6 separate regions of the Homo sapiens genome follow, and regions 2, 3, 4, 5 and 6 are each linked to region 1. A link is a loop called in an ENCODE intact Hi-C map of the cell type or tissue named here. Cell type or tissue: A673. All regions are shown on one strand. Each heading gives the region's core, and the rest is flanking DNA. Links, peaks and the distances in the headings are about the cores only. Region 1 has its middle 4.1 kb from the start of BARHL2. Region 2 has its middle 140 kb from the start of ZNF644. Region 3 has its middle 140 kb from the start of ZNF326. Region 4 has its middle 51 kb from the start of ZNF326. Region 5 holds the start of LINC02609 (long intergenic non-protein coding RNA 2609). Region 6 overlaps HFM1 (helicase for meiosis 1).

Region 1 (4,976 bases), core at 395-4,394:
CAGGCCCTAGAGCGCCCCCTCTCGGGCTGAACTGCCTCCTACCCCTGCTGGGGGCCCACAGGTCACATCCCCCCGCTTTGCGGGAGCTCTTTCTAGGAGGAAACGTCGGTGTTAACTGCTGCTGAATGAGTTGTTCTTCGACGCAACTACTTACTCCCCGGGCGGTGTGTCTGGACCAGAAGTCGCTGCTTAGGCACTTGTCCAGTGGCGTATTCTGTAGACCTGGGAGAGACTGAGAAAGCTGACCGAGGCTGCCCCCAACCTCCGCGCCCCAAGGCCTCTCACGGTATCTGGGAACGCGGCCCCGCCTGCACCAAAGGCAGAAAACGGGGCGGGGAGGTTTCAATTTGTTCCAGTGATGGCTGTAACTTAATAAGGCGATTGATTAGCACTCAAAGTGCCGTTTTAATTAGCCGCTTGTTAATTAACATCGCAAATGAATTTCTCTTTCTCTGATTGGCATCTTTGCTCAGCGCTCTGAGGTTTTGGTTTCTCTTCTGCCTTGGCCCCTACATTCCCTCTTACTTAGCCTCAGGAGTTGATAGGCTTCAGAGTTCTGTTTATGTATGACATGGCTGTGTCACACAGGGGCCCTTTAATTTCTCCAGGAGCCGGCCTTCAAAGGACAATGGTTCAACTTAGGAGGGGTGAAACAAAATCCTTCCCCATGTCCCCCTCGGCTCTTCCTTCAATTGCCTTCACCTTGTCACCTTCCCAATCTCCACACCTGAATTGGAGGAGCCCTCTTTCTGGGCCTGCTAAGGTCACCAAGCCGTCCATGATTTGAAAATCTAGAAAGAAGAAAGGAAGCAAGAGTGCAGGTGGGGAAAAGAGGATACAGTCCTTGAGGGGACTGGATCACCTCTTGGGATCAAATCTAAGACTGTGTAACCGGCTGTATATGCTGCTGCCCAGGCCTGTAAACATGTGCAGTTAGTTCCTTTTCCCTCCAAAGTGTCAAAGAGTATTTTGTCTCTTCCGGCTGGACCCAGAAGAGACCCCCTAGAGCCAACATATGTCTACAGATTGCAGCCCAGCCCTACAGTCAGGAGATTAAAATTTTGGACAATTCATGGACATTTTTGCACCATTATTACCCTCAGCTACCATAGAAATCCCTCTACATCCCACTGCTTGAGATGCAGTCATGACTGAACACACTTCATTTCCTTTAGAAAGCTTTACTGTTCCCCCAACTTGTCCCAGTGTAAGACTCCCCACTCTCTTTCTCACTCCCACTGTAGCAGGTTCTAATTTGTATCATTGTATTTATGACAGTTTTCCAGCACAAGTTCTTGTCAAACCTGAGGTGAGTTGGTGTCCCAGTCTCAAGCACCTGGCATAGAATGAACATTCAATAATGTTTATCGATTGAGTGAATGAACAAAATGAATGAGGGAAGGAAGAAGTGAAAACAAATATAGCTACTGGGTGTTGCTTATGCTAGAGATCATTGCCACTTTTGTGTATAGTATTTAGCAAATGCTGCTTTACATTTTGTAAAGAGCTTTTACATAGAATGTCTTATTTGGTCATTACACTCACCCCGTTCTAATCAAGAACTAGTCTCCTCTTTAGTGGAGGAGGAATTTGGTAATTAAAAGGTTAAGTGCCTTGCCCACGAACACATAAAGTGGTAAAATGAGATGAAAACTTTCTTCTCCAGCGTTCTGTCCTCTACATTTCTGCTTACCTTCCTGTGGTTTGCCTCTGTACAACACACATCTAACTCCCAAGGAGAGTCAACTTCACTAGGTTCCTTCCAAACTGCTCATCTTTAAAATTTGGTGAAGCTTATAGCTCTTGCAAATTGTATTATGATATCAGAACTATCTCTCAAAACTTTCATTCCCCTAGAACAATTAGTAATTACACAGGTTATCATTTTAACTTCTTCCTGTTAACATACTTTTCAGTTACCTTATTTTTTTCTTTCATTTTATCTTTCTCCATCTGCTCCCAACTCCACTCTCCCAGTTTCAGTCTATTTAAGGGACTCAGTTATGTTCTTTTCATATCTTTCTCTCTCTGTTTTCTTTTTGGTCAGAACTGCCAGGATATTTCTCTTTAATGTATTATTTTTTCTAAGCAAATATGTATCAAATTCTTAAATAGTTGAAAAGATATTGATAAATTGAAAAAACAAAAAAGAAAGGAAACTTCCGACGTTTCTGTAGCTTTGAAATGGCGAGAGGTCAGACAATCGTCAGGGAGCCAGCCTTAGAAGGTGGAGAGCTCATTTGTTTATCTTGCATCTTTTATAGAAAGAAACAATAGCAGCTCCCTCCGTTCGGAGCTCTTGGCGCCGCCCAGTGGAGGGAAGCGTCTTTGCACCTCATTCCCCTTACTTGGCATTGTCATCATGTGGACCCTTAGAAACGTTCAAAATTAAATATGATAGGAAGAAACACCAGCTCCACGTTCATCGTAATGTGTGAGTGGATTTCTTCAAAGTTAAGTTTCATTTTTAAAAAACTGAATGCTCTAGTTTAAACACAATCTCAAATACTAAATCTAGATGGTGAAAGTGGATCGTAGAGAGTTTATCTAGGAACAAAATTTGTTAAATATTGAAGTGTTTGAATCATTCTCTGAGATGGGAAAGGAGCATCTTTGATGCTGATCGGCAGTGATGTGTTCTTCAGAGCCGGGAAGGAAAAGTTTGTTCTCTGTTACCCACAGTTGGCAATAACTGCTTTCTAGGCCAAAATTCCAAAATCTTCCAAAAATTACACAAGTTTCTTTTTTTCTCTTCCCCTTCTCCTTCTTCTAAGGAAATGAGGGCCTGAAAGTGAATGAGTTTAATATTTAAACTCATGTCAGTTTAGAGACTCTATTTATTTGTATTTTAAATCCAGTGGGAAAATCTAAGATTAAATCCAGTTAAAGCATTTTCTTTCGTTTAGAAATATGATATATCTGCACCCTATTGTGTTTCTGAATTGTGATTTTTAAAAATGAAAAGTGAATTATGTTTGCCAGAAAATGCATGACTTCTTGGATGTATACATTATATACTTTCAGAAAAAAAATGCGAGAGAGGAATGTGTCTGGAGAAAAAAGAACTGAGAAAAGTTAAACAAAACTCCAGCTCTGAAAAAAAATTTTTCATTAAGTTTGCAATTTGGTCTTCAAGTCCATTTTGTGAATCTTCAGGCCACTACTAACATAGCAGCCTTGATAAAAGTCAAGGTCGTGTTTTCCCCTTACCGTTATTGCTCCTGGAAGCTGATCTAACACCCACCCAGAGAACTCTTCTATGATATTAACCTTTTCTTAAGAAAATATGATCTGAGACATTCACAAAGTGGGGCCTACTGGGTTCCCTTTTGCTTTGCTTTAGAGTTGTCACAAAACACGCTCTCCCCTGCCCCCAACACTTCCACGTTTCTCTCTCCTTTTCTTTATAGATTTCATTTTTTTTGTAGGGTCATATCTCCATCGTCTCCCCTGCCAATGCTGTGAATTATTCCAAGCAAAAAGACCCTGTCGAACCGCCCAACACAAGCTGTGCGATCAGCCTTTTGAGCTCTTGAGTCATTTTAGGCGTCGGAACAAAACAAAAACAGGCTTAAATGAATTATTTATCAAGGTCGAGAATAATTGATTTGTGCAGTGCCGTCAGTTCTGGATTTTAAATTTGTTTTCTCCCCCTCCCTACTTCCCACCCTGAATATGCAGCGAGGGGAGTTCGAGTTGGAACCTCCCAGGGCTAGGAGAAAACGCACCATATTCGGGAAGTTGGTGGATGATGATGTTGGAATGGGAAGAACCCTAATCGATATTTGAAGAGGGTAGAGTAGGTAGGGTCAGCCTGCAGTCTCGGGCAGCCCTAGAGCCCTTCCTGTCCTCCCCACAGCGGTCAACTGTGACAGAGGCGCAGGATATTTAGGCTGCGAAGCTGTGCAGCGTCGGGCCCTGCGGCCTCGGATAAGCCACCTCCACAAGTCTACCGTCTGTGTTTCGGTAACCGCGGCCGAAGGCCGAGGCCGAGGCCGAGGCCGAGCCCGCGAGCTCTCCGGAGGGTCTCCCGGGCCAGCACTCAGTTCCCGCGCCAAAGGCATTTGATCCAACCCCGCTCCAGCCTACAGTGGCCCGACCCCACCCGGCGGGGCCCAGTCACCCGTTCCCGAGGGCCTCCCCGCACCCCTCTGGCCACTGTCGGCCCCTGCCGGGATGGAGCACGTCCGGAGTCCCCGCCTCGGCTCACCAACCCCGTCTTCTCCGCCAAACTCCCTTCGCCTTCCGAGAAGAGCGAGAGCTGCCCGGATTGTGCATCTCCTTGCCTCCGTCCCTTCAATCCCCGCTGTTCTCTCGGAACAGCCCTAGGAAAAATGCCACTGAGACGATGAGAAACAGCTCAACCCACCCTCCAAGTAGTGCTGTTTTTTTTTTTTTTTTTTTTTTTTTTTCTGGGTCAAACACACCGATTTCCCTAGGAAAACGCAGGCAGGATGAGTCGCCCAGCTACCCGCTTCCGGACCCAGGGCTCACACAGAAGCAGTTCCGACCGAAAGGCAAGAGCTTGTCCCAGGAGGTCATTTGCCTCCCTGACACCCCTCCCTTCGTCCTCAACAGATAAAAGCTGTGGCCCAGAAAGTGACCTCCAGAACTGCAACTAAACTCCAGATTTCGGCCCAGCCTTTGGAGACATTAAAGGCCACTCGAACATCATTCCAGACCTAGCCACGGAAGCGATGCCCGCCTCGCAGATTCATAGGGTTCTTAAAATGGTAATTTGGAGTAAAATGTAACTCAAAGAACTTTGAATCATTCATTAGCACCTTATAATTACTCTGCTAATTAGGTTGACACGGCACTTAATCAGGAGTAATACGCCGTCTTGTCACTGGCACTTCCCATTACTCTGACATTCAACATGAGACAGGTTGGAGACGTCCTAGAGAAAATAATGCAAGTTGATACACTCCAACGAGGCGTTACAGTCATGCTCCGGGTCCCAAGTGGATCCGCAG
Region 2 (4,976 bases), core at 621-4,620, 440 kb before region 1:
GAGGGGAGGGTGACGAGGCCAGAGAGACCAGGAGCCACGGTATAGGACTCATGTTCCTGAATGGAACAGGACTTTAGCTTGGATAATGGGAGCCACCAGTAGGGTTTTCAGCAGAGGAACTGTGCAAATGTGCAGTCACTTGGGGGCTGACTGGTAGAGGATGGATCGGAGCGGACAGACCTGGAAGATGTTCAGCTGGCTTCCCTGAGTGATGCTTGGGTTCACCACTTCCTTAGTGAACAACAGGGCTTCCTAGAGACCGATGGCAACAGGCTCACGATGACGTTCCACATGTGCCACCAAATATCTATCCCTCACTCTGTGGTAACTATCCTTAATTATCCAGGTATTCCGTCACCACAACACAGCTCATGTACCCACGGGGGACACTTTACTGCACCCAATGGGCATGAGGCTTAGGCTCAAGTGAATAAGCACAACTGTATCCCTCTGGTCATAGTATTTGCTTTAAAAATGGTCAAGTGGCCAGGTGCAGTGGCTCACGCCTGTAATCTCAGCACTTTGGGAGGCCTAGGCAGGTGGATCACCTGAGGTCAGGAGCTCCAGATCAGCCTGGCCAACATGGCGAAATCCCATCTCTACTTAAAATACAAAAATTAGCTGGGCATGATAGTGCGTGCCTGTAATCCCAGCTACTCAGGAGGCTGAGGCAGGAGAATCTCTTGAACCCGGGAGGCAGAGGTTGCAGCGAGCTGAGATCGTGCCACTGCACTCCAACTCCAGCCTGAGTGACAGAGTAAGACTCCGTCTCAAAAAAACAAAAACAAAAACAAAAACAAAACAAGAATGGTCAAGTGATTCCATTCAGGCCACTGAGGCTCATGGCAACATTTTTCTGGGGGCTTTGGAAGGTGAAATGTGCAGATGTGAGGCCGGGAACTGCTGCAGCTATTTTCCATCATGAGGGAGGCACGCCTACAACAAAGCTGGCCTGTGGAAAGCAGAAAACATCAGAAAAATGGTTTAAGGCCCTGATGATGGGGTGAATCAAATGGGATCAAAATGAATCAAAATGGGATCTTCCTCCCTACAGAGCAGACCTCTGGACTTTTCAGTCACAGGACCCAATATAGCCCCTTTGTTTTCTAAACCTTTCTTTCTTGCTTGCAAAAGCTCAGAGCTCAGGGACAATAATGTCTCACCTAGAGCACAGTAGTTGGAACTGGCCAGTTCTAAACAGGTAAAAAACAAAATCACAGGGTTTTCCTGATTTTTTTTAGAAAACTTAAAAATTGTTTTTAAGGAAAACGATTTTTCAAAGCTCTCTGCTCTATGGGACTTGCCTCCCAAATCCACTTATTTTCTGGGTCCCCGTAAAGCAGTGGAGCGCTGCCACCTGCTGGCTGCAAAGCACAATGTGCTCTAGAAAGTAGATGGAGAGCATTAATGCTGGAAAAGGCCCTAAAGGTCAGCGTGGGGAATACAATTAAGGGGAAATTCGTTCTCTGCTAATGTATATTGTTGAGCTGTTTGAATTTTGATTGGGAGTTTTATTTCTAAAAAAATAAAATAGGGACAGTCACTTACACAAATATTTCGTATCTTGTGGCATTTGTTTATTATACTTGGTTAATTCATCAATACCTGACATTTCCTTGAAAAGCAACAACTACAATCACCATCACGAAAAACCCCCTCCTTTCTCTCTCTGCACAAGCACATCTGGAAGCACGCATGCACATGCTTTGCCTCTACTAACTCTGCCTGAAGCAGCAACCAACTCCCCTTAATTCGGTTTCTGGTGCAGCCGGCCAGCCCATTTCTTACCTGTCTGATTTTCTAGGCAGAAGTCTGACCTTAGTCCAGTGCCTTTTTATTCAGGAAAAACTTAACAAGCTTTCCAAGTATTCTTCTTAGAGTCTCTCTCCAGACTTCATGCAGGGCGCAGCCACAGATCCCCTCCCACCAACCCTGGGAGAGAAGGGATTTAACAGCTTCTCACTTTAAAAATTCTCTTTGCAAATCCTCTTTGCCTTTTCCTAATGGCTCAGGAATTTAAAAGGTGTTTACCCTGTTCTTAATACTACTTTGAAGTTTCTGCACAGTAGCCCCTTTGGAATTTAGCATTTATTGTATTCATGCCTCAACCAAAACTAAAATAGTAAAAATCCCATCATGAGTGCTGTTACAAATTCCCTCCTGGCCTCCATCTGAGGTGGACCTGCCCAGGGCCAGAGTAACAGTAGCCGCAGCCTACCAGCAGGTGGCGCCCAAACAAGCCTTATCGCCATTGCTCCATCTGGGACTGAGCTTGGTGCTAGACGGTCACCCTTCCGCACAAAAGCCTCCCTCCACTACAACCCCCCTTCAGCCTGCTAAGGTGTGACTTAGATGTTTCCTGGACTTTGGCTTCTGTTACCGGTAAGCCCTGACATACCTGCCCAGTCCAGCGGGCCCCCTCCTCCAGGGATCTTTCCCTGTGTTGCCCGAAACTCAACCCACCAGCTGGGGCTGACCTGGCTGCCCTCTTCCCTCCTGGATGTCCACAGCCACGTTCTGCTCTGCATGACCGTGCTCTCTCGAACCAGGCTTGAATTTTCCAAGTCTCTCTAGACACAGCGTTGTGGACTGACAGCCCACCTCACGGAGTTCACCACATAGCCAGGCCGGCTTTCCCTGGCCCCTTTCTACCTTGTCCAGGAGCCTCTTACCCCCTGAGGCAGCGTTGAGGCTGCTCCCCCACGTCCACAGTACATGTGCATTTGTAGCCTGGAGCTGACAAGGCCCAATATGATCTGGTCCTGTTCTAACGTCATCTTGTCTGCCCGTCTCAGCCTTCATCTCCACTGTGCATGTTGGGAGAACCTCCAGTCTCTCATAAAAGCCCACTCTCTCACTATTTCAATATTCTTCTGTTTTAGCCCATTCAGCTGCCATGTGGTACCTGGCAGTTTCCTCCAGTCCAGTTCCCAGTGGAGTGTCTGTGCTAAAGTTTCTGAGGCCCGCCAAGCCCATGAAGGCCCGCCACAGCTGCCATCTCCCTCAGAGTTCACCTACATCGTGTGATGTCACCTTCACTGAGCCACAGTGGGCACCAAGGGCTCAATGACATCGGTGGGCCCCTCTTCCCTGTTCCGTGTGGCCAGAATGTTGTTCCCATTTTGTCCCTCTATCATCCTTTAGGAATCAGCATTGACGGCCTTCTCTGTGAACCTGCTCCTGCATTTGTAACAGGAGACTCACCTGGATTGAAGGTGTGGTGCCTTCACCTGGGTCCTGCAGCTCCTCTGGCCCAGCCTCCTCAAGAGCTCCTGTCTCTCAAGCCCACACTGATCCCCTCTGAGCTGGCTACACCAGGCCTCTTTGCATCCCTCTGCCCATGGGGTTTAGAGTAACTTTACTCTAAACTGGGTTCAAAACCTGGCTTCTCTACCTATTAACTCTGTGTGACTTTGGGGAAGTTACTAAACCTCTCTGAGCTTCTGCCCCCTTTGTAAAATGGGGTTGGTATTAGCATCTGCCCCATAGGTTTGCTGTGAGGCTCCAGTGAGATTGACGGTGCACATAAAACACTTACTAAAGACCTGGCAGAGATTTTGCATTCCGTAAAGGGCAGCTCTTGTTAACCGCAAAAACCAAGGCTGCTCCCGACATTGCTCTCATCAGGGTAGGAAGTGACTTTCAAGACAGGAACTAACTTCCTTAACTTTGTGTGCACACCTAAGATGGTGCTTGATACACAATGGGGACTCAAATGTCTATTGAACTGAAATATTTGATAGCACTATGTTCTCTCTTCTCATTTAGGTTTTATCTTTCTTGTGGATAAAAATTACATGTGTCTTCTGTAGACTGACTTTTTAATTTTGGTAAAATATACATAATGTAAAGGTTAACCATTTTCACTGTTTTTAACTGCACAATTCAGTGGCATTAAGTCCGCGCACACTGTTGTACAACCATGTGGTATTTTTTAAAACATCCACAGCAGCCAGCCCAGGAGCAGGAATAGAAGCTGAATTGATATAGACTGAGTGGACGTGGATAGAGAAGCCCTGCACCAGCAGGCAGGCTTCATTCAAACAGGGGCTGTGCCTGTCCCCCAGCACTCGGCACAGTTCCTGGACATGGCAGGTGCTCAATAAACGTGAAATGTGCCACAGCAGGAGTTGCATACTGGCAGGGAAGCGGGACGGGGCAGTGAGGCATGTTGTTTGGGGCCACACAAAGTTTTTCTTTTTTAAAGTTTTAAAAAATAAATTGTTTTGAATAAATTGCGCTCTCACACAAAAATCTATATTGTAGTTTCTCTTGAAGAACAGAAGGTTCTAGCAGCTTTGGGCCTGCATTTTTGGATGGCAGCACTCTGCTAGCACTGAGCGTGGGCTGCCCCTTTAGACGGTGTGAATGGTCTCCAGGCCGCTGCTCTCACTGAAATGACTCCACTGCTCCCCTGAGCACTCGAGTTTCAGACCCTTGCCATAGAGTCAGATGAACAGGACTTGAGACTTACTTCCTCAGCTGAACAGCTCAGAGCTTTTAAGGAGGTCAGCCAGCCTCTGAGCCTCCACATCCTCATTTGTAGAATGGGAAAATTGGCAGCTTCCTTTCCGGGTTTCTTTGCAGAGTGTTATGAGATCTTGTATATCAAAGTATGTGAGAGGCTGGGCGCTGTGGCTCATGCCTGTAATCTTAGCACTTTGGGAGGTTGAGGCAGGAGGATCACTTGAGTCCAGGCGTTTGAGACCAGCTTGTGCAACACAAAAAATTGTCTCTACAAAAAATTAAAAAAAAATAGCCGAGTGTGGTGGCATAAGCCTGCTGTCCCAACTCCTTGGGAGGCTGAGGCAGGAAGATCGCTTGAGTCCAGGAAGTGGAGGCTACAGTGAGCCCCAGTGCACTGCAGACAGGGCAACACAGTGAGACCCTGTCTCAAAAACAAAACAACAACAACAATAGCAACACCAAGTATGTGAGAAAATGTCAGGACCATGATACAAATGCTGGCCCTTCAC
Region 3 (4,976 bases), core at 614-4,613, 590 kb after region 1:
ACATGCATTTTAATAACTCAAATTACTCCCAGGAAGTGACCCTCAGCAGAAAGCCTGATTATCACTACTTAATTAGAAGCCTTGGAAATCTAAATCCTCCTTTAAATCCTATTCTGGGTACAGTGAAAGATGAAGCCATGAGTTTTGTCTAAGATTCAATATTTACTCTTTACTAATATGTTTGCTGGAGAGACTTCCCAAGCATTACAAAGACATGCGAGAAAAAATTTAATATTCAAAGAAAGAGTGCACAAAACCTGTGTTGGCTTGCAGGTGCAAAGCAATTAACAAGCTGGCATTTACAGTACTTTTAATTAATTAATTAAAAATGCAAAGCTGACTTTCATTTCTTTAAATGTTTGAACATTTTATCCATCAATAATAAAGCACTACATGCTGCTGGGCGACAACATCTGGCAAATGAAAAAAGTGAGTCCAGTGTTGAAGTTAACAAGGAAGAATTTGGAATTTGCTATTGCATCACCATCTCTTCTCCCACCCCCTCACTCCCACTAGTACATGACCACACTCAGTGTCAAATGATAGGGGAAATGGTTTGTTGCCAACCCTGGATCATAAACTAAAAGTGACAATATTTGATGTGACAAGTTAACCTTGAATGGGAATGAAAACAACAAGGCTTATCGCAATTACACTCACCATTAAGGACTTGCCGTTCTGTTTCCTTAGGGGAGCAGAGTTGTTTGGAATTAAGGCTGTGTATCTCCATCTTGTTTATAAAGGTTAAAAACCTAATTAGCAAAGGGAATTTCAATAATTTGAAAAAGAAGTGGGTAGTGGCTTCTAATGTAATGCTGCTGTGACTAATTTTACAGCTGGACCCTGCTTGAACAACGACTTTACTATTCCCCGTGAACACATTTCTGGTCAGTACATATTTAAAAAACAACGCCATTAATGTACTTTAATTAAAACATAAATACTACAGTGCTACCTCGGTAGGCATTCACTCAGCTGGAACTAACTATATTTGCTTAATCTACAATTTTAGATGTATTAGCAAAAATAAATGTTGGTGAATGTAAGAGCCTGATTACATATCTTGGGTAAATTGGTGATAATGAGTCAAGAGACTTTGTGTTCATTCACATATATTAGAATAAGAATCATTATGAAATTAAAGCTAAGATTAATCCTGCTAATGACACCACAGAGCATCTGGGAATAAGATAACCCAGATGTCAGAATCACTGTGCTACAGTGCTGCTATTTGATAGAGTAACCCTTGAAGTGTTCTTCTAAGGCAGATAGCTGCTCCCCCCCAGTCCCAGCACTTGAAATGCAAATGAGTGACAAGATAGTCTAATAATGAGAGCAGATTCTAGCAGTAAAGAAAATGAATAAATTAAAAAAAAAACACTCTGCACCACTGATAAGAACAAGCAGCAGGCACCCTGATGTCCTCAATTAGGGTGGATGACATCTGCTGAGCATTTCTCTCTAATAAAGCCCTCACTCGGTATTCCAAAGCACACGATTCTAACACTGTTAACATTTTAATGTCCTGGGCGTGCATGGTAACATTAATTACAAGATGATTTGGATGACTTCTGAATCTCTTTTATGTCTTCAGCAGAAGAGAACACAGCATAGCAGCTTTGATATCATAAATAAAATGGGGACGCCTGCCAAGCATGAAAGGTATCCTGAAGTCATTCGCATCTGCTATGTTATCCTGAACCTCTGTAGCCAGGCAAAGAGAATCCTCTGGGCATTTACAGACGGTCAGCAGCTATGCATTTTAGTGGGGAGCTATGTGGCTCTCAAGGATTTTTTTCCCCTTATGCTAGAGGTGAAAATTTTGTTGCTGTTTTTAATTCCTAATGAGCTTAAAGTCCAATTAATATTATTCTAAGCACAGTTTGCCTTCCTAATAGCTATTTTCATGAGCTTTGGCAAATGTCACCAGGGCTTTCTTGTTTGTTGGCTGGGAGACAGGGACAGTATCTCCCCTTATTAAGCAGACTGATACAAAGTGTAGGCACTATGGGGGACCCTAGGTGGAGAGCGGGCAGAGAGACACAAAAGAAATTTTGAGGGTCCCTTACTACAAAACTGGCATATCACCATCATCCATGAGAAAATACTAGTAACTTCTCTTACACAGGTAAGGAAACTGGGGCACAGAGAGATTACACAACTTGCTTGCAAGTTACTAAACATCCAGGGAGAAGCAGAACCAGGATTTGAACTTCTGACTAAGCTCAAAATCCATGATTTCACTATTCCTCTCCACTACACCTGTGGCCGTCATTAGAGCTGTTCACAGGTGATCTGGGGCCCATCCTTTGGGTCATATAAGGTTATGTTTCCTTGCCCTTCTTTCAAGCTAACATAGCCATGTGAACTACTTTAACCAATGGAATGCAAACAGAAGCCTTAAAAGAAAGTGTGTGGTTCACCCTGTCCTCTATGAGGAAAAAATCCGCCTGGATCTGAGGATGACTTGGAGCAATGCACAGCCCTAATAATGGGCATGAAGACTAAGCAAGAAATAAACCTTTGTTACATAAGCCTCTGAGATGCTGAGGCAGTTGGTTACTGCAGTGCATGCAACCTAGTCTACCCTGACAAATACAATACTATGCCATGCCAGCAACCAAGTACAAACATGTAAAAACCTCAGCTGGCCTCAGGAATGGATGAAAAACAGAAAAAATAAAAGTGAGGAAATACGTGACTGAAAAGTTGGCCCGAGAACTCTTAGACTCTGAGAAAGAGAAGATTGTGGTTTAATTAACCCTAGTGGGCACCATTTACATCATAAAATGTGTCAATGGCTCCCCCTAGAGTTTTCCAGTGCCCAGATTGCAAGATTATATGCAGTGGCCCTGTCACTTCTAGCTCTGCTAGTCTGAGAATCTGGCTCGCCATTTATTTTACAGATTACGCCAGATTTACAGGATGTACTGGGTATGGAATTCACAGCTGCAGCCAATGAGCACGTGCCCAGCCCAACAATGAGCTTACTCACTCAAAACATCAGGAAAATTCATCAGTAGATTTATAAGGGCACTTGGCCATGAATCAAAATTAATTCCAGATATGACAGATTACTGTTGTTAAATCCAGGTGAAATGATGTTACGCAGTCATAAACAAAGATGTTTTATCCAAATGTGCAGAGAAAAAGACAAAAGACCTTTTTGGCTTTTCATAATTGACTGGATGTGGCACTGATTTGCTGCACCTAGGGAAGGGATATTTGGGAGAAAAGAGAAAATGAGACACAGCAATGAGGCAGTGCACTAATTTTTAAGAGTCCAGCCCTTTTTCTCTCTTCTCTCTCTTGCCTACCTCTGTTTGGACTATTCCAGTGGAAAATTCTAATTCTACATGCCAACTCTCCCTGCTCAAACGGTCTATATTTTGCCAAAGTTACAGCTGAACAGCAGGTTCAAAGATCCCAGCCACTGCCACTGATCAGAAGCTCCCCAGGATATCCCCCAAGGCTGCAGAGCTATTGAACTGGATAGAGCACCTGGGGAACTGAAGCAATTAACAGAACTTCCTTAAACAGGGCCAGAATGGGTCTCAAGTAGACAAACCACACACAGCTGCAGCATCCCCTGCCACTGCCCACTGGCTGGGTTTGCTCAGGAAACATTAGAGAAGATTCTCAACAAGCAAGTCAGCCCCTCCATTTGTCAGCCCAAGCCCTATCTGTTCACTTCTGCTAATAAGAATGCTAGTTAGTAAGAATGGGAACATCTAAGAAAGTTCTAATCTTGATTAGGAGTAGGTGACTCCTCCAAAAAAAAAAAAAAAAAAAGGGAAGCAAAGCAGTTCAGTGCTTCCAAAGACATAAGGGTAAGCCACACTTAGATCCATAGTCATACTCCAGTTGCAGCAACCCCCAGGGGAAGGGCTTACATCACAACGTTTATGCACTGGAAAATGAGGTAACCTGAAGCTTTCTCTCTACATCACCTGAGGTTTCATTCTACGATGCCTTTGCATGGGCTGTTTCCTTCACTGGGAATGCCTTCCACAGGTAAACTCAGTGAACACCTACTCATCTACCAAGATTAAATCAAGTGTCTGTATGAATCCTTCTCAGACCCACCCAGTCAGAGGTGTGCACGGCCCCTTTTGCTCTTTGCCTCTCTCTTATCACTGAACTCATCCTACTGTGTGATAACCACACACCTGCCTCCTCAGACTGCAAGTGCCCTGGAGACAGAGATGGTGTTGATTTCCCCAGCCCCTGCCAGGGTACTGACACACAAGAGGTACTAAGGACCTCCTTACTGAAAGAGTAACTTTAATATTGATAGTGGAAGGCAGATTCAAGATGCTGTGCCATCTTGGAAGATAAATAATGCTCTATAACTTTTTCTCAGGTGCTTCAGGACTGTTTCAACTACCTCTTCTGAAAAACACTTAATACGTTTTCTCTCCCCTTCCTAAGGCTTCTGCATTGCCTTTACACATTCTAAGGTCCTTTTTTAGTTTCTTAATAAGGTGTCCTTAGATAAGCCTCATCTAGTTAGCATTATTTTGTGCCTGGCTGTGACAGGATAACTGAAAAATCAATGAAAACAAAGGCAGAATGGCCTGAGTTTTCATGACTGAGTGGGCTCCTAGGTGTCTTTTACACAGAATAATTTATGGAAACATCCTTTAAATACAGACATTTCCATCTGTTTCACCTTCACTCTTGCAGGGAAATGAAATAGGAAGATATTCAGTCTGTTTACAACCTAATATTGTTAACCTCTTCTTCTCAGTATTTGGAATTTGGTCATACATCTTTGAAGACTGCCTTAGAGCCAATCGATCAAAGACCATCAATGTATTGTACATCAACTTGGTGCCAGGCACTGTGCTAGGGATTTCAAAGGCTCAATGAACTTAGTCTGGTGGACAAGAAGACATATAAGCATTTTTAAAATAAATGCTAACTAGAGATACAATCACCTTAAGAGTGGATGGATATGGGGGACAGATGAGATA
Region 4 (4,976 bases), core at 339-4,338, 670 kb after region 1:
TTTCTGACTCCCACTGTCCCTTTTAAAATTTATGTAGTGGGGGAAGTACTTCCCCCGACCCTGGACAAAATCTCAGACATCATCACAACATTTCTGATTATTCCTAGGTAATAATAATTTTTTTAAAAAAGCGTTCAGGTCACTTTAGGCCATAAAAGCTCTTAATTCAGAAATCAGAAAGTCCAGTCCCTCATAAGAAGTATAACTTGTAACCTGATTTAATGTTAAATTGTCTCCCAGGAGGGTTTTGCTGCAGGCTGGCAGCATTTAGTAAGAAAAAGAGGCCTCTCCCTTGCCCCATCCCCACACACCTTTCCAGCCCTCAGCATTTCTTCTCTCCCCCAGCTTGTTGTCTAGCTTCTGACCCTGCCAGAGGCAAAGAAAGTGGGATGGAGGAGAGGTAAAAGTGGGCAGAAAGTTCTTATTTTAACTGATTCTCTTTTGGGCCAGCTTCTTGCTCTGAGGGCCTGATAGATGTTTAAAGATGACTTTTTCTAACAATTCTCTGGGTTCTTCAGGGCACTCCCCCAACCAAAAAAAAAAAAATTAGAAATATTTGAATACTCTTCATCTGAGAGAAATAATGTATCTTACCCCTGCGAGCCACCTCCTTTCTCTGCCGTCCCCTGTCTCTCCCCCAGGCAGCAATCTTGGGAAGGATTTTAAATGACTCCTGCCTGGCTCAGGCTCCCACATGGCTCACATTTGCTCTAAGGGAAACTCTCACCCAGCTAACTCTGGGAGCGTCTCCTTACTCCTGTCATTAGAGCAGCTGGCCAGCCTGTCTCTTCGCCTTTTAAATTTTCCAAGTAGGATTCAGAAAGCAGCTGTGTCTTCCTCACTTCCAGAGACACACATCTCCATGAGGTCCCTTCGGAAGCTGTCTCTGGACTTCATCTGAAGGGAAAAGCAGTCTCTGTGCTCTTCCTGGCAGGGGCAGGGTACTCACAACCACGCTTTCTCAAAAGAAATCCTATCAAACTTCCCCTCATCTCCACTTTCTTGATCCTTCAGTATCTTTAATGTGGGTGGGGTTTTTTAAGAGTCGAGAAACTCATGAAAACTTGCATTTTTGGATGGCAAACCACTTTGGAATTTCATACTTGTTGCAACTTGGCACCTCAGTTAAAATGTCCAAGTTAATATTTTATTACATTATCATTTTTATTGAAATATGAATTAACTCTTTATGATAGACTTAACTGCTGTGATACAAATATAAACAAAGTACAATGGTAATATAGGAGAATAAACAAATTTTATCCAGGTTTGAGAGTAGGGTGCTGAGGCAATAACATTTGAGTTGCACCTTCAAGGATCCGCTTGGTCATTTAACAAACATTTACTGAATACCTATTATATTCAAAGTAGTATTCTAGGTGCTTGAGATAGATCAGTGAACAAAAAAACAAAGATCCCTGCACTCATGGATCTTTTATATTCTAGTAGGAGGATGGGAGAACAGACAATAAACATAATAAATTATATAATGTGTTCAAAAGTGGTAAGTGCTATGGGGGAAAAAGAAAACTAAGGCAGGAAAGAAAAGCTGATGAAACAGAAAAGAGGAAACAGATTACCAGGGGAAAAGTACTATGAACAAAGGCCTGAAAGTTTAAGGGGAATGCCATAATCAAAGAACTGAAGATAGGGTGGTGTGGCCAGAGTCAAAAGCAATATTAAAGATGTATGTGTGTGCAGCCCCTACCTCAGGCCTCATCTCAACTCAACGATTTGCGCTAAGCACCGTTATTTGCACATTGCCCCCACCTTTTTTCTGGAACTCATGACAGTTTGCTTTTTGTTCTTATCCCTATGGATACATGTCTGAAACCTAGAAAGAAAAAGTACAAGAACTAATTTAACAATTTTTAATTTGAAATTCCATGAGATGGAGCTGAAAAGTCTTTGGTGCCTAACAACAATCAAAAAGAATTGTCAAACACCTATACATCGTAGGGAATCAGATGTGAAAATGCACAGTAGATACGGTCCTTGTCCATCAAACAAAGTATGGCAGAAAAGGGAGAAGCAAGCCCCCCACCTCTGCACAGTCCAGCATGGCTCTGCAACAGTAGGACCCACTGCTCAGGGCCCAGCAGTGACATCACCTGGTGGAAGACACCACAGCCAAGCACTAGAAACAGAAAGAAGAAGCCTCGTGCCACTTGCTTCACAGGCAGTCTAGACAGCAGGCAAAGACTGAGAGGTAAAACAACAGAGATGAGAAAGAACTAGAGGTTCTGCAATAGTGAGTTAGGTTTAAAAAAAAAAAAAAGCAATATGAGTTATTATTGTAACCATGGCTTCATTTCCCACCCTTATCCCAGGTTAACCTGTCTTGAGGAAAAGCCGCCAATAGCAGCAAGGACTGTGGACTGTATTCACTACTGTAACTATAATAGCAAATGTATCTTAAAAGTGCTGCTGTGATGAATCTAATTCTCTTTCCTTTAAATACAAACCAAAGTCTTCAGGACAGAGTTAGCCTTCAGGCTAAAAATTCCCCATTGAAATTCTAATCCCAGCTCTTTCATTGAAATAGCATCAATCAGACCAACACCAGTAAATAAGTTCTTTAAGTTCTTAACTCACTTCTTTAAAAGAGGTTTCCATAATCAGTTTGGAGATAGGTTCCCCGAAAGTTAAGCTCCAGATCCATATGCTGTGCCCAAAGACAGCAACTTAGAAATTATTTTCTCCAACTTTAAGAAGGGGATATGGTTTAATTGACAACAACAAAAAAAGATGCAGAAAAATGTGATTTTATGGGCTGAATCCCTTTTGAAAGGTGGGACTCTGCTGCCCCCTGCTTCCCACTATAAAAACTGCTTAGGGCAGAACTGGCAATCACTAAATCATTGAAGAACCAGTCTCTGTCTGTCTGTCTCTCTCTCTCTCTGACACACACACACACACACACACACACACACGCACATATACACATGCACACATACCCCCAAACCAAAATTACTGACAATACTTTAGCTTAGGGTCTCCAAAGACATCCTCTGTTACCCAAACCCCTTTATTATGTAAACACTGGTTACCTAGACACAGTGATAAGGGCCCAGGATGGCTTCAGCAAGCTGAAGGGCACCATAGATCTGTCTTTAGAATCTTCCGTCTGTGCTCTTCCTGGAATACTCCTTGGATTTTGACCATCATTTCCTTGCTGACAGAGAATCTCCAACACTTACCACCCAAACTTTATTCATACTTGAATATCCGAAAAGGCCTTCAAACTCAAATGACCAAAACGAAGCTTAACATTTCTCCTCACAAACCAACAAATATGAGGCTTTCCTTCAGTGAGCTTGATTTATTTTCATGGTACCACTATTCTTCAGTCACTCTAGTTAAAAAATCGTATTCCATCTTTGATATTTTTCCATCTCACTGACCTCCTGCTTCAAATGAATGGCAGGTACTGCCTTCTTCTATGCACATCTTTTAAACCTGTTGCCTCCTCTCCAGCTACCCATGTTTAGGCCTTCCTTGGGGCGTCACCTTTTCTGTCTGGAATGTTACACTAGCCTTCTAACTGCACTCTCCACCTCATACCAGCTTGTCTTCATTCCAATACATCTTAAAATTGCTGGCAGGTTCATCCTCCTGAAGTACAGCTCTGCTCATTTCACCCCATTGTCTCCCTCATGCCTCAGACAAAAATCCAAACCCTCTAGGCTAGCATCCAAGGCTCTCCATGACCTGCCACCCACTGATTCTTCTACTGCATTCAAGTGACCTGCATATAAGGCACATATTGTTCCCTAGAGACAGTGCATGATTTTCTTCTGTGCCTTGCTCCTGCTGATACTTCTTCCGTGAATGCTGTTCTTCTACCACTCCCATCATCTTCAGTTCTTTAGCTCCAAATCATTTGCATCATTCAAGTCCTAGGTTAAATACCACTTCCATTGCAAAGCCTTGCCTAATTCCTTCCATTGGAATATATCTTTCCTTCTCTGAAGTCTAATCACATTCTATCTGTTCCTTTCTTTTGTTCAAATGAACAAATATGTGCTCAATTTCTGCTGTGTACAGGAATATGCCTGGTAAGGGCAAAATTGGGGCAAACCAAAACAGACATAATCCCTATCCTCGTGGATCTAACAGTCTAATATCTGCCACTTTCCAATTTGTATTCTCTTTCTGTGCAAGTCTTACTTTTCCTTCCAGACTGAAAATTTCATAAATGCAGTATGAAATTTTACATTTATGTGTATTTCATTCATTTTATGCCCCTCTCATACATAATATCTAGCAGAATACACTGCATGTGTTTTAATACATATTTGAATAAATTAATACATGTGTTAAATGTTACTAGATAGATGAGCTTCAGGGTCATTACTCACTTCCCAAGCAAAAGTAACTGATTAACTTTTTTTTTTTCTTTTTCGAGACAGTCTCACTCTGTTGCACAGGCTGGAGTGCAGTGGTGTGATCTCAGCTCACAGCAACCTGCGCCTCCTGGGTTCAAGCAATTCTCGCACCTCAGCCTGTCAAGTAGCTGGGATTACAGGCACGGCCATCACATTCGGCTGATTTTTGTATTTTCAGTAGAGATGAGGTTTCACCATGTTGGCCAGGCTGGTCTCAAACTCCTGACCTCAAGTGATCTGCCTGCTTTGGCCTCTCAAAGTGCTGGGATTACAGGCGTGAGCCACCGCGCTCGGCAACTGATTAACTTCTGGGTCTAATTTTATGGATTCCCTGGTTTTAAAAATTATTAGCCATTTTAAGTGTACTCAGAAAAGAGTTAAGTGCTCAGTCACTGGAATCAGAACCAGGCATGAATTCCGCCACTGCTCCTTACCAGCTGTGTGAGCTGGGGTGGGACTGGAAGTTACTTCACCTCTCTGAGCCTCAGTTTCCTTATCTGAGTTTGGGTGAGCACTAAGTAACATACTAAATGCAAGGCAACTAATGCAATCATGGTACATTCATGTTCAACAATTTGAAGCTATCAT
Region 5 (4,976 bases), core at 395-4,394, 130 kb before region 1:
CATCACTTACTAGGAGGGTGGTCTTGCATAAATTACTTAATCTTTCCAGGTCTCAGTTTTCTCTTTGGCAAAATAAAGAACCTTCTCCAATAAGATTGTTGAAATAATTAAATAAGATAATACACATACAGATGGTCCCCAACTTAGAATGGTTTGACTTAGCATTTCTCTACTTTACAACTTTACGATGGTACAAAAGTTCCTTCATTTATGATGGGGTTATGTTCAAATAAACCCATCATAAATTGAAAATATTGTAAGTCAAAAATGTACTTTCAACTTAACATATTTTTAAACTACAATAGGTTTATCAGGACAATCCCATCATAAATTGAGGTGCATCTGTAGTTTAAAGCTCAGTGCCTGGCATGGAGTAAATGTTCAATAAATATTAGCTGTTAAATGCAAATTAAATCAATAATATTGGAAGGCACAAGGTGAAGGTGCTGGGTCTGGCTCTTTGCTATGCCAGTCCTCAGATGAAGCAAGGTTCCCTATCCCCATTGCTTTCTGACAGAGGAATGTGGTACTTCATTTATGCTGTGAGGATGGGGGTGAAAGCCCAATGGCAACAGCTGCCTCCACAGCTCAAATACCCAACGAGATTTCCTTTCTCCCCATTCTTCAAGGGTTGGCATTGCAGATAAGCCCTCCCATGCAAAAGTCATGGGGGCACTTAACCTAAGAAGAATGTGGTATAAATTCTGCATCTTACCTTCACACCTTGTGATTCACTCTGCATGAATGTCACTTTATTACTACAAAGGCATAATTCTAGCTGCTAAATTTTTTTCACAATCAATAACCAGTAGTCTAGGCTCTAAAGCTATGTTTTTCAGGCAAAAGGAATATCACTTGGATGCAAACTAGAACCCTTCTAAAAAATGATTGATAGGTGGTTCATGGATGACTATCTGATGAAAGTTTGTAAGGGGAAAAACTCAGAAGTTCCAGATGTATATTCCTGACCACTGAGAAGGAAAATAACAATGTCTCCATGGCCTGGTCCAGTCAAAATAGCTACCAGGCTGAATCAGTATTTTTTTTTTTTTTTTTTTTTTTGAGACAGAGTCTCACTCTGTCACCCAGGCTGGAGTGCAGTGCAGTGGCATGATCTCAGCTCACTGCAACCTCCATCTCCCCCGCTCAAGAGATTCTCCTGCCCCAGCCTCCCGAATATCTGGGATCACAGGCATGCACCACCATGCCCGGCTACTCTTTTATATTTTTAGTAGAGACGGGGTTTCACCATGTTGACCAGGCTGGTCTTGAACTCCTGACCTCAAGTGATCCGCCCGCCTTGGCCTCCCAAAGTGCTGGGATTACAGGCGTGAGCCACGGCGCCTGGCCTAAATCGCCCTTTCTTATTACTTTCTTAGAACTTTGGGCTATCTCATTTATGAATGATGGAAGAGTTCTGCTGAGGATTTCAATTCAGAAAGCAGGGTTCTCTCTGTGGGTAAACTTCATATCACCCAGACATAATTTCTACCGAACATCATCAATTAAATAACAAGAGAGGAGGTCAACACCTTGAGACCTGAGGAAGAAGAAAAAATACTTATCATTAAGTGTAGGATGCAAACATTCTATTAGAAGCTTAGAAGCAAAGAGTAAGATATTATTTTCGTGGATACAAGAGAAGACAGAGAAAGACAGAGGGAGCGGCCCTTACGACTGATTTGTGTTTACACAATAAGGAAATCTCTCCTCTGGGGTCTCTCCGTAGTTCACAGGGACCCTGCTTCCAGGGGCACGCGTGGCGAAGAGAGTCCGTCCAGAGCTCCAGCCCTCACTGCACTTCCCAGGTGCCAAGACAAAACATCACTGGGTGGGGAGAGAACTGTCATGAGGATTATTCCCCCGCCACACAATGCTGAGCTTCTCTCCCTCTCTTTTTGAAGAAGTGCGTTTATGACTGATCGCTCAACACCTTGTTGGTTCTGATTGCAGAAAACACACCTTATAAATATATGATAACCATCCTGTAATAGAGAGTGTGACAATTTACTTCACAGTGCGTTTCGGGCTGCTAATTGATCGTTTCAGTCCAGGGACGATTTGGAATAAATTATAGCCATCAAAAGGATATCACAGCTCATTTTGGTGGAAGGGTTTCCACGTCGCTTCGCGTTCGTCTCCCGGAGAGAGCAGATTGCACCCGGCGGGCGTTGAGGAGCGGAGGGAGGGGGCAGGGGAAAAGGAGGCCAGCGGGGCGGGGATGGGCCGAAGGGCGGGGCCGGGGGGCGGGGCAGCGTCTCCCGCGGCGGCTGCAGGTCCGCCGCCGGACGGTAGAGGCCTCCCTTCCGAGGAGGCGGTGCTGGGGCGGGCGCAGGACTGCAGGCTGGGGCTCCGCTCCCCGGCGGGAGCCCGCGCGTGGTTCCCAGCGAAGTCCCCGCGCGGCTGGGCCCAGCGTGAGTATTCTCCGCCCGCTGTCCTCCCCCTGGAGGCGGCAGCGCCCGTTTATTTGAGGTGAGAGTCTCCCTCGGGCAGAGGGCCCTGCTTGGGGCGGGGGTGCTTGCGTGCGCGGGGTCTCACCTCCTGCCCGAGGCTTCCCCTCAGTGGGGCTGCTCCGCAGGGCAGACGCGGTGACCCAGGGCGCTGCGTTCTGCGCTCCTGGAGCTGGAGGTAGCGAGGCGTGGAGGCGCCGTGGCCCCGTTGGGGGCTTTGTGTGCACTTGGGGCTCGTGACTCGGATAGCTCTGGTTCCCACGTTGCAGTTGGGGAGGAGGCTAGTGGAGAGACCCAGTCTGGAGGGAGCTGTGCCCACCGCAAACCCCAGGAGAGGGCGTGGAGAGGGCCGGCCCGCCGGGACGGCGCAGCCAGGCGATGCCGGGGTCGCCCGGGGGTCGCTAGGGCAGCGGGTGACGCGCTGTGGAGCGCGGCGAGAACGACGGCCTCTGACCCCGGAGCGCTCGCCAAGGCCACGCCGAGGTGGCTGGACCCTGCCCCTCCCCGCTGCCGGCCTGGGCCCCAGCCTGCCTCAGAGACTTCGATTTCAGTTTCCAGCAAAAGTGTGTGCCATTGTGTGGTGGTCGTGGAGGAGGGAGACCCACGCGCCTGTCTATCGCTGGATGGGATTGGAATTTGAAGAAAAAATGTCCCTACTCCTGTTGCGGGTTCTTGCCTATCTGGCCGCCTCCAGTCCCGCCCACGAGACCTCCAGCTTTCATTTTCTTCCTGAACTAAAGCCCGAGGACTGAGGCCCTTCACGCGTAGCGTAGCCCCCACCCCCGGTGCCCAAAGCCGGCCATCGCACGGCGGTTCTTAGCTTTTTAGTCTCTGTCACGCTAATACATGCTGTTAGTCCAGGTCAGGGATGGTTCCATGCAGGCGATTTTGACAGCAGTCATCATACCAAGCTATTAGGAAGCGTGATGTCAGTGCGTTCTGGAAGGACAGATAATTTATAAACCAGTTCTTGACATGGTATCTTACAAGGAAACATCTGAAGCCATCAGTAAAAGAGGCATTTTAATTCACACACTAAAAATATTTTGTGTTTAGTTAACATCGTGCAAATGTTGAAAGAGGTAGTAGCATTTATCATTTTGTAGGTATTTATCAAGGTACTCAAAAAAGTCCCTATAGGAAGGAGGAGGTTTTTGTCTTATTTCCATTCTGACATAAACTGAGGAACAGAGATGTTATGTAACCAAATAGTCCAAGTAAGTTAGTGAGAGAGCTCTATTTATGTGACCAAACATTTTCTAAAACTGGAATAATAGGAAAAATCAAGTCCAAATTTAAGCAGATGCTTTAGGCTTAATATTATATGATAGCCAGAAGTTGTATTTACATGGACCAAATACTTTGGGAGGCTAATCTGTGGGAATTAATTTTATAGTGAACTCCATATGGGGCCCAAGATACAGTTTTCTTTTCCTCCATCCATCCATTCAATAAGTATTTATTCATTATCTATTATAGGTCCTCCACTTCCCTTTGCCATTGAACATGATCCCTATGGACCTTTAATAAGTAATTGTTGAAATGTAACTAAAATATGTATATTTTCTCCTTGCTCCAAGAAACTCAAGGAACATTATTATGAAAGAGTTAAAAACTGTGGCCTTTCTTTGATACAAATGGAAAATTGTGTTGATTACCTTTAAGTAGAAAGTCAAGGGAAAAAAATAAATTAGGAATCAGAAAGTTTTCTCCAGATTGTGCCGTATTCACAGTACCACACAGTACCATGTTTTTTTTTTTTTCTCCTTTAAAACTCATTAAGCAAAGTTTAAAGGGCATACATGATTGAAGGGGATATTCTTTTAATTACTTTAGAAAGCAAAATAATCCTTAAAAGGTCTTGCTCCTTATTTGGTATACTGGACGGGCTGGTTTCATTTGAGTTGAAAGCACTATATTTCTAGTTAAAATCAAGACCACATACAGTACCTTTTTTCCCCCCAATCTTAAGTCAGAATTGTCTACAATTAAGTAAACAAAATGCATCCCAAGTAGTCATACATACACCTGGTTAAAATTAATTGGTTTAATAAAAATATAAAAACATACTCAATATGTTTATCTCAGTTATAGTTTTCATCTTTCTTGGATAATGCTTGAAATCATTCAAAACAATATCTAGATCCTAAATATTAAAACATTTTGTGTGAAATCTGCAAGATGCACCTAAAGGATGTACCATTTTTTGAAGTACAATATGTTAGGAATAATTTTGTCCCTAACTCTCAGCTGGAGGGCTGAAACGGTATAACCAAGGTCTAACTAATGTCTGCATGTTAACAACTACACCAGAACTTACACAAACATTTTAGTGTGTTCTCATCTATCAAGTCATCTTGGAAGGCTGTCACTTATTGTGTAGGTGCTTCCATTGCTGCCATTGCTCAAAACGTTTCTGGAGCTCTTTGTTGGGCACTGCTTTCAGAACCCACAGCACATCTGGTTTAAGAGCCTTGGAGGTGGCAAGCCATCTTCCTTTAGCATCCTTCAGTGCTCTGAAGAATA
Region 6 (4,976 bases), core at 476-4,475, 560 kb before region 1:
TTAAAATTCCAGGGGGAAGCCAGGCACAGTGGTTTGTGCCTGTAATCTCAGCTACTTGGAAGAATGAGAAGGCAGGAGTGCGTGCGCCCAAGAGTTCGAGGCTGCGGTGAGCTGTGGTCTCACACCTGCACTCCAGCCTGGGTGACAGAGCGAGACCCTGTCTCCAAAACTGTAATAATAAAAAATAAAATTCCAAGGGAAAAATGATTTTCAACCTTATGTTCTATGCCCAGCCAAACTACTAAGTATGAAAGTAATATAAAGATGCCTTAATACATTCAAAGATTCAGAAAATTTTATTCTTATACATCCTTTCTTAGGCAGTTGCTCAAAATTGAGCACCAGTAAAACAAGAAAGAAAAAGCCCAAGAATCCATTTGTAGTAGATTCAGCCCAGGAACTTAATGAAAGGAAGTTCAAAGGTGACAGTTACAGGACAGGTCTAGATTGCATTAGGAGGCAGATAGAGGGTTCAAGGAAGGAGGCATTGATGAGGGGGGAATAAATGGGTGAGGTATTCCCATGTATTTGCTTTTACCCTTCAACTATTGAGTGAACTTAAAGAAACAAGATGGATATTGCTAGACAAAAAGGAAGGCTGCAAAACTTCAGGGGAAGCAATATGCTGCTCAAGAAAGAAAACCACTCCACTTGATTCTGCATTAAAAATATTTTTACCTTCTGTATATCTCTCAAATCAGTCTATTCTCTGTAACTCTACTACCACCACCACTCTGGAGTTACCATGATTTCTGCTTAGACTTGTACTGGTTTTCTTGCATCCTTTCTGTCTTATCTCAAATCTGTTCTCCATATTACACTCTATATGGTGACGTTTTTCACAATGCAGATCTGATTGTGCCCCCTCTTCGGTTAAAACATTTCAGTGGCTTCCCATAGCTCTTAGAATCTAAATCATTAGCATCCCCTAGAAGGTTCTATATGGTCACATGGTCAACCAGTCCCTAAGCAGCAATGTAGTGGTAGCTGCTATGTGGTCTTGCCTCACTTCTGTAGATTTGGCTGGTAAGGACACCCTAATGGATTTAAACAGTTTATTACTTACACAGATGGCAAAGCAAGATCAGCATGGTATTAGCTGCTTACATCCCCAATTCCACAGGATGATACCAAACTAGGGGGGTCAGATGACAGACAACATGAGTGGTGGGTTGCTTTGTTTTTGAGAAGTGAACTCTAGGCTTCAGCTAAGCAGTTTTATCTGAAAGGGGCAAAATGGAAAGTTCCATACCTTAGTGGAATCAGGGAGGCAGATGAGAAACTGCCGCATGGCAAGTCTTCTGCAAGATCGAGGGTCTTCTGCAAGGTATGGAGCAAATGTGAAATGGCCTTTGATAGCTCCTCACAAGACTACCTATCTTGCCATTTTTAAGGATGATCATGGGGCATTCTGCCAACAGTTGAGTCTTACCTACATGGCCTATATGGAGATATGCAATTGCCATGGTGCCATGGTGGAACTGTTCCCCTACAAACATAGGCTGCCTTTACTACCACTATAGTCTCATCTTACATACTTTCTCATATTTGCTAGCATCAGTCATATTGACCTTTCAGTTTCCCCAATGTGCCATGCTTTTCCTTGTCATAGAGCTTTAGCATATGCTATCCCCTCTGCCTGAACTCTAATTTCTCCTCCTTCTTTGCCTTCTTAACTTCCCTTCTTTCTTCAGTGCTCAGCCCAACGTTCCTGACCAGAACAGCTTCACCTGTTACCACATAGCATGATGTACCACTCCTTCACAGCATTCAGAACAATTTTAGTTTAAAATTTATTTGTTTAATCTTGGATTGATGTAATAGTAGAGATAGCGGATATAATATATACATTAATATATTTGTTTATCACTTAATTGTCAATTGTTTTTACATACTTAAATTACATTTTATTTTTACGTCTCTGTGAGGTAAACAGAACAGATATTAAATCTTTTTTCCCAAATAAGAGCCTATATTAGAGCTCATTTTTTTTCTATTTTAGTGTTCCCTGTACTTCACCACTATGTTTTTTCTGTAAATACATTCAATATAAGGCAGCATACAGTAAGCAAGAGGCACAGAGAAAATGCCACAGGGGCCCAAAGGAGAGGGAAATCAGATCAGGTGATCACCATAGACCTCCAACCCAGAGGTGCCATTTGAGTCAGACTTGAAGGTTGGTAGGCATCTGTTGGGCAAGGAAATGAGGGTCTTCTAAGACAAGAGATAGTATCAAAGCTACAGTTATAAAAAGGCATGGAACTATTTGAAGAATGGCAATTGAATGTGTTTTGATGGATGTAGGGCTAATATGGGTCCCAGGAAGGGAAGCTGGAATTGGATCATGCAGGACCTTGAAGATGGAATTGATTTTGCTGGCAGTAGGAAGTAACTCATGTTTCTAAGTGGGCAAATTGGTCTGATCAGCATTGGACTTTAAAAGTATTAAATAAGCAACAATGTGTAGAATAAATTGTATCATGGAGGACTGGATTCAAAGAAACCAGTTCTGATCTAAGTGAGAGGTAACAGGACCATGACTTGGGACAAAACACCTGAAACAATAAGTCGTGACACACTTTACAAAGTTTAAAGTCAAAGCCTTTCAGTCAGTGCCTAATAGGAACACACTTGGGTCTGAGGAACGTTAGGTTTATTTAACATACTGCAGCAAAGGAGAGCACCATAGCCACAGAACTGTGGGTCATCTCAAGGAGCCAGGAGGATTTTCTTATAGGATTTCAGAATCTTATTATAGGATTTCAGAATCTTATTATAGGATTTCAGCTTGTGCTGGGTGACTCTTAGGAAGGTTTAGGGAAAGCAGAGATCAGTTCTAGATTGGATGCTCTCAGGAAGTAAGATGTTGGATATTTTGGTACATTTTTTTTTTGGAAGTGAGAGGATTTAAAAAATAGTAGTCATCTGTGTTAGCCAGAAGAGGGGGATGTTTCATTATTTTTTATGTTTCTTGAGAGTTCTTTTCTCTAGTTTCAGAAACATTTACATGGTAGTCTTATCTCTGTCTTCTTCTACTATGGTCACAGAGTGGCCTTATCTGGGTATTTATATTCTCAAAATTGTTTGCTCAATTGGGAATACTGTGGTTAGCTGTCAGCTTCCAGCCGCCCAGGTGTTTTCTTTTTACCTTATCAGTACCCAATACATTGATCTGTTCAGCTCTAAGGACCAGCCGTTGCCTCATATGTTGAGCAGCCTCATCCATTTACCCTAGGCTGCAATATGTATATTATCACTGTCTAGACGTGCCATGACTTGGAAAGCTTGACTGAACAATGGTACCGAAAATGAAGAGTAAAGTACCAAGAAATGTTGTAAAGTTTTCAAGCTCTCCACTATCTCCAACATTTCTGGTTCACTTAAAATCTATGCTGCAGCAAAAATAAGCTGATTTCAGCTCTTACAATCGGTGATTTGCTGCTTTTGGGTATTTGCCCTCCACCTGGAATATCTTCCCTTTGTCTCATTCTCATGTTCGTATTTCCATCTGTCCTTCAAGGACCAGTTCAAACATCTCTCTCCTTCCCCGTGCTACTAGTGAGAGCTAAGATCAAGAAAAAGCTGATTTAAAATATAATAAATTAAGAGTAAATCATATATTTAGATATATTAATTCTAACTTAGAGGAGTCAGGATGGAAACAATCTCTCTTTCCTGTAAATTCATATAGCTAATTTCTTAGATCCCTAAAGCATTTATTTCTAATATGTATTAAATATGTATTACATCTTGTTTACTAACTTCTGTCAGCAGTACCATCAAAATGCCATAATGTTTACTTCTTTACAGGTTTTTCAGGCTTGAGTACAAAGCAACAGAAGTGTTTTTAAACTCCACCCTCATTCTTACCTCATTTAGTAAAAAAGTTACTGATATGTGGCCATATTTGGCCCTATTTTATATATATATAATATAATGTATATAAAGTATATATAAAATATAATATATAAAGTATATATATTATATATTAGTGTATATATTATATATAAGCATATATAATATATAAGTATATATTATATATATAAAGTATATATAATATATATTAGTATATATTATATATAAAGTATATATATTATATATTAGTATATATTATATATAAAGTATATACATTATATATATTAGTATATATTATATATAAAGTATATATATTATATATATTAGTATATATTATATAAAGTATATATAATATATATTAGTATATATTATATATAGTGTATATATTATATATATTAGTATATATTATATATAGTATATATTATATATATTAGTATATAGTATATATATAAAGTATATATATTATATATAAAGTATATATATTATACATATTTAAAGTATATATATTATATATATATAAAGTATACACACACACACACACACACACCCACCAGGGAGATTATACACACACACCAGGGAGGTTGAGAGAAGCTTGTAGGTGGCTAGATGTTTCTTGTTGGGAGTAATAGTGGGGCAGGGAGTAACTTATCAAAAATATGTTTTAAAAATTACCAGGCATGGTGGTAAGTGCCTGTAGTCCCAGCTACTTGGAAGGCTGAAACAGGAGGATCTCTTGAGCCCAGGAGATTGAGGCTGTAATACTAATTATCATGCCTGTGAATAGCCATAGCACTCCAGCCTAGGCAAGATAGCAAGACCCTATCTCTTTATTAAAAAAAAAATTACGTGGATTACAAAACACTTGAGAAAGTATAAAAATCAATATTTTTGTATTGTCTGAAAGGAAGGAAACTGGATAAAAATTAATTATATTAAATTAACAATAATAAATGTAGTGACAAATGGATTTGTTTTTCTTATATTAATTTAGGAACGACTGCCAGCAAAAAACCTGGGAACCGAGAATGCAATCATCTTTGTAAAAGTAAACATACATGTGGACATGACTGCTGTGAGTTCCTTAAAACAAGTTTATTTAAAGTGTTCAAAATTGAAAGGTC

What was found. Peaks named below come from ENCODE experiments on the same cell type or tissue, not always from the same donor. Only the 100,000 strongest peaks of a DNase experiment are listed, where the experiment ranks them.
Region 2: a loop joins it to region 1, with 8 times the contacts of the local background. A loop is called at or near these places in 46 of 110 quality-filtered maps.
Region 3: a loop joins it to region 1, with 4 times the contacts of the local background. A loop is called at or near these places in 5 of 110 quality-filtered maps.
Region 4: a loop joins it to region 1, with 5 times the contacts of the local background. A loop is called at or near these places in 2 of 110 quality-filtered maps.
Region 5: it touches region 1 in a loop (2.7-fold over the local background); 35 of 110 quality-filtered maps call a loop at or near these places.
Region 6: it touches region 1 in a loop (3-fold over the local background); 8 of 110 quality-filtered maps call a loop at or near these places.

What each region holds. Positions count from the first base shown.
Region 1 is chr1:90,718,941-90,723,916 of GRCh38, reverse strand. No RefSeq gene overlaps it. Among named protein-coding and RNA genes, the nearest start is that of BARHL2, 4.1 kb to the right of the region's middle. In A673, for the core only: a CTCF peak has its summit at 2,316; DNase peaks (open chromatin) are centred at 2,306, 3,676, 3,956 and 4,336; H3K4me3 peaks cover 2,628 bases; H3K27ac peaks cover 1,984 bases.
Region 2 is chr1:91,162,695-91,167,670 of GRCh38, reverse strand. No RefSeq gene overlaps it. Among named protein-coding and RNA genes, the nearest start is that of ZNF644, 140 kb to the right of the region's middle. RefSeq lists an enhancer at 2,305-2,454. In A673, for the core only: CTCF peaks have their summits at 1,360 (motif pointing left), 2,011 and 2,214 (motif pointing right); DNase peaks (open chromatin) are centred at 1,370 and 2,220.
Region 3 is chr1:90,131,047-90,136,022 of GRCh38, reverse strand. No RefSeq gene overlaps it. Among named protein-coding and RNA genes, the nearest start is that of ZNF326, 140 kb to the right of the region's middle. RefSeq lists an enhancer at 3,256-3,757. In A673, for the core only: a CTCF peak has its summit at 2,808; DNase peaks (open chromatin) are centred at 1,362 and 2,802; H3K27ac peaks cover 753 bases.
Region 4 is chr1:90,043,993-90,048,968 of GRCh38, reverse strand. No RefSeq gene overlaps it. Among named protein-coding and RNA genes, the nearest start is that of ZNF326, 51 kb to the right of the region's middle. In A673, for the core only: CTCF peaks have their summits at 2,097 and 2,816; a DNase peak (open chromatin) is centred at 2,798; H3K27ac peaks cover 2,785 bases.
Region 5 is chr1:90,848,979-90,853,954 of GRCh38, reverse strand. It overlaps LINC02609 (long intergenic non-protein coding RNA 2609), which reads left to right and starts at 2,317. Exons shown (of 3, transcript NR_135038.1): 1 at 2,317-2,472. It overlaps LINC01763 (long intergenic non-protein coding RNA 1763), which reads right to left and starts at 2,196. Exons shown (of 2, transcript NR_146610.1): 1 at 1,676-2,196. It overlaps LINC02788 (long intergenic non-protein coding RNA 2788), which reads right to left. Exons shown (of 4, transcript NR_186594.1): 4 at 4,483-4,966. RefSeq lists silencers at 2,179-2,578, 2,869-2,988 and an enhancer at 2,772-3,272. In A673, for the core only: a CTCF peak has its summit at 2,330; a DNase peak (open chromatin) is centred at 2,304; H3K4me3 peaks cover 1,747 bases; H3K27ac peaks cover 847 bases.
Region 6 is chr1:91,276,933-91,281,908 of GRCh38, reverse strand. It overlaps HFM1 (helicase for meiosis 1), which reads left to right. Exons shown (of 39, transcript NM_001017975.6): 31 at 4,847-4,927. Among named protein-coding and RNA genes, the nearest start is that of HFM1, 130 kb to the left of the region's middle. In A673, for the core only: CTCF peaks have their summits at 2,733 and 2,932 (motif pointing right); a DNase peak (open chromatin) is centred at 2,948.